Linked DNA regions of Homo sapiens: region 2 is linked to region 1. Evidence: chromatin loops called from intact Hi-C (ENCODE). Cell type or tissue: tibial artery. All regions are shown on one strand.

Region 1 (4,000 bases):
GGTTCACGCCCTTCTCCTGCCTCAGCTTCCTGAGTAGCTGGGACTACAGGTGCCCACCACCACGTCCGGCTAATTTTTTTGTGTTTTTAGTGGAGAAGGGGTTTCACCATGTTAGCCAGGATGGTCTCAATCTCCTGACCTCGTGATCCACCCACCTCGGACTCCCAAAGTGCTGGAATTACAGGCATGAGCCACTGCGCCCTGCCTTGGTTCTAATTTTTTAAGTAACAGGGAAGCAACCTAAAAATGGTTAACAATATATGGTTGAGTGAATAGATGAAGGTAGGCTGATAATGGTATATAATTTACAAGATACACAGCGTTGTTAAATGCAAAAGGCAAAGGATAGAGTTGTTTCATATATAGAGAGACTATCCTGCAATGGGATATACAAGAAACCACACTGGTTATTTATAGGATGGGAAGAAAGTGTTGCTTTCTATATGTCGTGCACTTTTAAATTCTTTGAATTTTCATTGTTTATTATTGTAATTCCACAGGTTCTTATTTGCAGTTCCAAAACTCAAAAACCCTTGTAAAGATTTTTACTAAATTTGGCAATAAAATATAATGTGAGTGGACATGAGGCTATTTATAATCTCTAAACTGTTTATTGTCAATGTTCAAACTTTATTTTGAACAGTTGTTTTTTTATTTTTGAGACACAGTCTTGCTCTGTCGCCCAGGCTGGAGTGCAGTGGCATGATCTCAGCTCACTGCCACCTCCGCCTCCCAGGTTCAAGTGATTGTCCTGCCTCAGCCTCCCAAGTGGCTGGGATTACAAGCGGGCACCACCACGTCCGGCTAATTTGTATTTTTAGTAGAGATGGTTTCACCGTGTTGGCCAGGCTAGTCTTGAACTCCTAACCTCAAATGATCCACCCACCCCAGCCTCCCAAAGTGCTGGAATTCCAGGCATGAGCCGCCATGCCTGGCCATATTTGACAGTTTATACATAGATTTGTAGAAATTAGTATAAATATTCGGTATGTTATTAAATACTGATAGTACTGTTTGTCTTCCCTTTGCTAGGAAGAAAAACCTGATAGTAAGAAGGTGGAGGAAGACTTAAAGGCAGACGAACCATCAAGTGAGGAAAGTGATCTAGGTGAGGAGACGGTAGTTAGTTTGTATTTGAAAACCTATGATGTGATACTTTGTTGATTTTTATTAAAGTGACTTAAATCAGCACTGTGTAATAGAAATATAATGGCACATATGAAACTTAGAATGTTCTAGTAGTCACATTTTAGAAAGTAAAAGGAAACATGAAATAAATTCAGATATTAATGGCATATTGGTTGAAATATTGACATGTGTAATCAATATTTTTTTTTGTTTTTTTGTTCTTTTTGAGATGGAGTCGTGCTCTTGTCACCCAGACTGGAGTGCACTGGCACAATCTCGGCTCACTGCAACCTCCACCTCCCAGGTTTAAGCCATTCTCCTGCCTGAGCCTCCCGAGTAACTGGGATTAGAGGAACCTGCCACCACACTCGGCTAATTTTTATAATTTTAGTAAAGACGGGCTTTCACCATGTTGGCAAGGCTGGCCTCGAACTCCTGACCTCGTGATCCACCCACCTTGGCCTCCCAAAGTGCTGAGATTACAGGCGTGAGCCACTGCACCTGGCCTCAATATTTGTTAATAATTTATTTTGCTTCTTTTTTTAATAGCATTCAAACTCCAAAGGGTATTTTACACATGTGGCACCCCTCAATTCAGGTTTTACATTTTCATTGATAATAAATCAGACTTCATAATGTTTGTATTAGAAAAAGTTGGGTTACATATTAAAGTTGTTCTAAGCATACTTAAAAAGTTTTCTTTTTTTTTTTTTTTTTCTTTTTTTGAGACGGAGTCTCACTGTGTCGCCCAGGCTGGAGTGCAGCAGTGTGATCTCAGCTCACTGCAGCCTCCACCTCCCAGGTTCAATCAATTCTCATGCCTCAGCCTCCCTAGTAGCTGGGACTACAGGCGTGTGCCACCAGGCACGGCTAATTTTTGTATTTTTTTTTTTTTGTAGAGACAGGGTTTTGCCATGTTGCCATGTTGGTCAGGCTGGTCTTGAACTCCTGATCTCAGGTGATCCACCTGCCTTGGCCTCCAAAGTGTTTGGGATTACAGATGTGAGCCACCATGCCCAGCCAAAAGTTTTCCCATAACTGAATTGAGTGCCAAAAAATAGTATTTGTTTAGTTCTTACAACCATGTTGATAAAACTGGTTCATATTTAGAAGAGTAGTTATCTGTGCTATGAGTTTGGTTGGTTTTTTGGCCACAAATTGACTAAATTTCTTCATGAATTTGGAAGTCTCTTATATCACAGAACCTGAAGAAAAGTACTTGAAATGTTTTAAATTTTGAATCAGTTTTTTTTTGTTGTTTTTTTGGGGTTTTTTTGGAAGACTTGAGTTTCGCTCTGCCACCCAGGCTGGAGTGTGGTGGCACAGTTTCGGCTCACTGCAACCTCTCCCTCCTGGGTTCAAGCGAGTCTCCTGCCTCAGCCTCCTGAGTAGCTGGGACTACAGGCGTATGCCACCATGCCTGGCTAATTTTTTTGTATTTTCAGGAGAGACAGAGTTTCACCATGTTGGCCAGGCTGGTCTCAAACTCCTGACCTCGGGTGATCTGCCCGTCTTGGCCTCCCAGAGTTCTGGGATTACAGGTGTGAGCCACCACGCCTGGCCTGAATCAAATTATCTTTGATATCATTAGAGGTCTTACATTCTACTGGCAGTTGTTTGAGTGCTAAATTGAAGATCTTTTACTTTTTATAAAATGCCTCTTTAGTCTTACTTTCTACCAGTTTCTAAAACTACAATAAATTTTTTAACCAACTCTCCACCTAAAAGTGTTTTCTTTTTTGTATACAAATCAAACTTTGATAGACAAGCTTAGTTGCTGTTAAAAAATGGATTAAAATTTTTTTACCGTGTTAAAGGGCATAAACTTTGAGCTATAATCTGAATAAATTCCAGAGATCCAGTATACAGCATGACTATAATACTGTATACTTGAAATTTGTTAAGAGACTGGATCTTCAGTGTTCTCACCAAAAACAAATAAATATGTGAGATGGATAGTTATTAATATGATGGGTGAGAATCATTTCATTATGTGAGGTGCAGTAAAGTGAAACACAATAAAATGAGGTATGCCTGAGGTCAGGCACGGTGACTCACACCTTTAATCCCAGCACTTTGGGAGGCTGAGGCGGGTGGACCACCTGAGGTCGGGAGTTGGAGACCAGCCTGACTAACATGGAGAAACCCCATCTCTACTAAAAATACAAAATTAGCCAGGTGTGGTGACACATGCCTGTAATCCCAGCTACCTGGGAGACTGACGCAGGACAATTGCTTGAACCTGGGAGGCAGAGGTTACGGTGAGCCAAGATTGCGCCACTGCACTCCAACCTCGGCAACAAAAGCGAAACTCCGTCTCAAAAAACGATATGCCTGTATGTTAAAACATCGCATTGTACACCATATACATATATGTATATATATAGTTTGTCAGTCATGCGTCAAGTTTTGTTGTTGCTGGACAGTAATTCTGATTTTAGGTGGGTGATTTTAAATTTTTTTTTTTTGACTAAGGAAACTTCTTATCAAATTAACTATTTGCAAATGTGTTCTTTTTAAATGATACGTGCGTGTGTGTGTGTATATATATATAAAACTCGTTTTCCACTTGCAACAAATTACAGTTGTCATTTAACTGACAACTGTTAAATGACAATTTGAAAAGCAAGATACTGCTTTTCATTCTTTACTGTTTTGGTTGTAAGTACTAGCTTTGGTCACTACTGTACATATGGAAACTAAATTTATTTTTAAATCTAGCCTTGGTACTTGATTCTGCATCAGTAGTAAGCCTTTATTTTAAAATTAAAACTTGTCCATGCTACTTTTAAAAATGAAAATAATTAGGGACCAGGTGCAGTGGCTCATGCTTGGAATCCTAGTGCTTTGGGAGGCCGAGGTGGGAGGATTT
Region 2 (4,000 bases), 400 kb after region 1:
CCTGGACAACATGGCGAAATCTAATCTCTACAAAAAATACAGAAATTAGCTGGATGTGGTAGCAAGTGCCTGTAGTCACAGCTTAGGAGGCTGAGGCAAGAGGATCGCTTAGCCTGGGAGCTGAGATTGTGCCACTGCACTCTAGCCTGGGCAACAGAGTGAGACCCTGCCTCCCTCACACCCCCACCCAAAAGGAATAGGAACTGTTTTCCAATAAATACAGTTCTTAATTTTACTTTCTTTCCTATCAGTGGATTAAAAGACAATTGCTATAAATTGTTAGAAATCAAAGAACCACTAGTCAGCATGGTACTACTCTGTTAAGATCATTCTCCTTTTGGTCATATATTAGCAGGACTATCATTTTATGAGCTTGCCCTCTTCCTGGGAGTAGATGTTTCTTTTTAACCTCTTTCTCTTGAAAGCAAACAAACAAGTGGCTGTGTTAGAAATGTTTTTAAATTTCTGGGCAACTTACCAAGAGACAGAAATGTTTACCAGTGGGAATGCAGTAGTGATTCCAGGGCAGATGAGGGTCTGGTTTGAGAGTGATCTGTCCTCCATCCCCACTCCTATTTTTTTTAACAATTTTTTTTTTTAACTAAAATTGTAGGTTTCAAGAAAATAGCACTTGTTTGCTTTTAAGTGGAGTGTTACACTATCAAAGACATTAAGTCTCAGTGGATACTTCATCAGTGAGTGAGTTTGGGTGGGGACTAAGGCAAGGGCAAATCCTCTCTCTCTGGGCCTTTATCATCTCTCATACGCTCTAGTCCATTTGGGAGTTACTGAAAGCTCTGTGTGATCATCTCTCAACTGCTGCCCCTGTGTGTCAAAGAAGTTTGGCTATGATCCACCCAGTGCCCCTTTCCAATAGGAGCCCAGAAAAGGCTTTCCCCAAACCTTGCAGTTGGCCCTCTGCCCCAGTCCGGTCAGTGCCCTCGGACTCCCGCTTCCGTCAGAGCTCAGTTGCAGGATATGGTGGTGTAACCCATTTGGTGATCGTTTCCTTATCTTTTCATTCTTTAAGAGGCAGAGAACCCTACCTAGTGAGATGATGTGTCCTCACTACAGGAATGTGACTGTGTAATTGTAGTTGAATCCCTAGTTTAAGTTGCATTTGATAAACATCACAGTGAAACATGTTTTCCAGAAGTGAGGCTGACCTGATCCCTAGAGTTGAAGCTGAGAGAAAATTGTGTTAGGTATGTGGCTTCAGGAATCTTCTCTTTTATCACAGGAGAAGGCACATCAGTCCCAGGCATTTTACGTTGCATTTGTGTCAACATCCTTGTCTCGCTTCTGCTGTTGTAGAGTGTGTTTCTACCTCAGTGATCAGTGACTAGCATAGAACCTCCTTCTTGGCCAGTTGCCAACAAATCCTTAAATAATACTCTGCAGTGAGTGGTGTGTTCATGTTCTGAGTGTATTCATGGTTCGGTCCGAAGAAGAATCCAACCATGAGCTGTGTTGAATAGGCCATAAAAAGTAGTCGTCATCATTTTTTTTTTTTTTTTTTTTTGAGACGGAGTGTTGCTCTGTTGCCCAGGCAGGAGTGCAGTGGGGCAATCTTGGCTCACTGAATCCTCTGCCTCCTGGGTTCAAGCAATTGCCTCGGCCTCCTAGGTAGCTGGGATTACAGGCGCCTGCCACCCACGCCCGGCTAATTTTTGTATTTTTAGTAGAGACGAGGTTTCACCATGCTCGAACTCCTGACCTCAGGTGATCCGTCCACCTCGACCTCCCCAAAGTGCTGGGATTACAGTCATGAGCCATTGTGCCTGGCTGAAAGTAGTCTTTTTGATATGAGTTCTTGTTACAGTTTGATGTCTAAAAAGTACAGCAGGTGTTAAGTTTCATTAATAATTGGTTATTGAAGAATCTGAGATATCCAAGGCTAACTTCTTATCAAGAGTAAAAGAAGGTTATAACGTCACTTGTAGGTACTACTCAACTATTTTACCTGAACAATACACATCTTAATCACATGCCCAAGGGGAGTCCTGATAGATAACTGATGATGGTGGTGATTTAAAAGTCTTCAGGCCAGGCGCGATAGCTTATGCCAGTAATCCCAGCACTTGGGGAGGCCGAGGCAGGTGGATCACGAGGTCAACAGATCAAGACCATCCTGGCCAACGTGGTGAAACCTCTGTCTCTACTAAAAATACAAAAAATTAGCTGGGTGTGATGGCACGCGCCTGTCGTCCCAGCTACTCGGGAGGCTGAGGCAGGAGAATCACTTGAACCTGGGAGGCAGAGGTGGCAGTGAGCCGAGATCACACCACTGCACTCCAGCCTTGGCTACAGGGTGAGACTCTGTCTCAAAAAAAAAAAAAAAAAAAAAAAAAACCAAAAAAAAAAAACTTCAGCCAGGTGGGATGTTATTTGCAGGAGGGCACAGGTGACCTGGAATTTGTATTCTAAACAGATCACTTAGACGTATTGATTATGGGGACTTCAGAAAGAGGCAGTAGCTTTTTTAAAAAAATTGGTTTGCACTTTGCCAAAAAGTATACTGGAGTGAAAATAGACTGATCCAGGGTCTTAGACTGGGCTGTGGTATGAAAGCTAGATATAAACATGCCTGGCCTATGTCAAAGAGAAGCCTAGAAGGTCAGATTCAAAATATTTGACCACTGGTATGTTAACCTTTTGGAATTCCCTGTGTCGATACTCGTGCTAAATGAGATTGTGTGCTCACCTGTCTCAGTCTTGAGCCTCTTTGACCATCAGTGGGTCAAGAGCAGGAGACGCTGGAACAGTTTGCACTCTTGGGAAGGAAAAGATTGAGCATCCTGCGTCTCCACTTCTTACATTCATTCTTGGGAGTTGGTCTTCCTGCTGGTTTGGGTGGGGGTGATAGCCGGTGCCAAAACGGGTGGTGGCAAGCGTGCATACCAAAACAGGATGTGTATGAAGAACCCTTTATGACTGCTAGTTTGGATCGTTGCTTGCCCCAGAATATGCAGTCCCTTCTCCACACCCCGCCACCCAAATGCTTTCATTGATTCACATGAACTTAATTTTGGTGCTCATTTATCATGGTCAGTCTCTCGAACTGTTGACAACTCTTTGGTTGATGGTCTTTGTTAAAGGATTTTTGTAGGCATTTTTAGTGTGTCAGCTAAAAACAGAAAGACAAAAAATGGAAGTCAAGCCCGGTCCAATTAGCTCTCAGCATTTGACTCCATATACCTGCTGTTTCTTCCAGAATGGTAATAAAGGAAAAAAGCTACATCAGTAACAGCCCTTAAACTTAACATAGCTTCTAGCAGATGGCAAAGCACTTTCATTTTAATGCTAATAATTACCCAGTGCAGCAGTTAGTATAATTGCCATTTTGCAGATGAGGCTACTGAGCCTCAGAGGGGTCATGGGACTTGCTGTAGGTTACACGGGCACTGAAAGATAGGCAGACCCAATCCGGGTTTTCTGGCTACAAACCCTGTGCTAATTCCTGAAAGTCACAGTTTATACTGGTTCTTGTCCACATTGGAATTTTTGTGATGACAGCCTGCTATGCTTTCGCCAAAATTTCAACTTTAAAAAATCTTTGAAAATTGAGGAGGCTGGGTGTGGTGGCTCAAGCCTGTAATCCCAGCACTTTGGGAGATTGAGGTGGGTGGATCACTTGAGGTCAGGTGGTTGAGACCAGCCTGGCCAATGTGATGAAACCCTGTTTCTACTTTAAAAAAAAAAAAATTAGCCAGCTGTGGTGGCAGGCGCCTGTAATCCCAGCTACTTGGGAGGCTGAGGCAGGAGAATCACTTGAATCTGGGAGATGGAGGCTGCAGTGAGCCCAGATTGCACCACTGCACTCCAGGCTGGGCGACAGAGTTAGACTCCATCTCAAAAATGAATAAATAAATACACTATTAAAAAAAAAAAGAAAATTGAAAACAGCATCAAAGCAGGATCCATAGTTGGTGAGATCAGGTGGTGGAAGTGTCATTTGTAAGCGCTTCAGTACAAGTGCTTTCAGGTTGCTGTTCATTTG

The links. Hi-C counts contacts between places; a loop is a spot of excess contacts. Peaks named below come from ENCODE experiments on the same cell type or tissue, not always from the same donor. Only the 100,000 strongest peaks of a DNase experiment are listed, where the experiment ranks them.
Region 2: a loop joins it to region 1, with 7 times the contacts of the local background. A loop is called at or near these places in 1 of 110 quality-filtered maps.

The regions. Positions count from the first base shown.
Region 1 is chr22:40,845,402-40,849,401 of GRCh38, reverse strand. ST13 (ST13 Hsp70 interacting protein) reads left to right here. Exons shown (of 12, transcript NM_003932.5): 3 at 1,033-1,108. Among named protein-coding and RNA genes, the nearest start is that of ST13, 9.2 kb to the left of the region's middle. In tibial artery, no CTCF peak of the experiment used is centred here; no DNase peak of the experiment used is centred here.
Region 2 is chr22:40,450,328-40,454,327 of GRCh38, reverse strand. The region is part of intron 4 of MRTFA (myocardin related transcription factor A); the gene reads left to right. Among named protein-coding and RNA genes, the nearest start is that of MRTFA-AS1, 69 kb to the left of the region's middle. In tibial artery, no CTCF peak of the experiment used is centred here; no DNase peak of the experiment used is centred here; H3K27ac peaks cover 2,329 bases.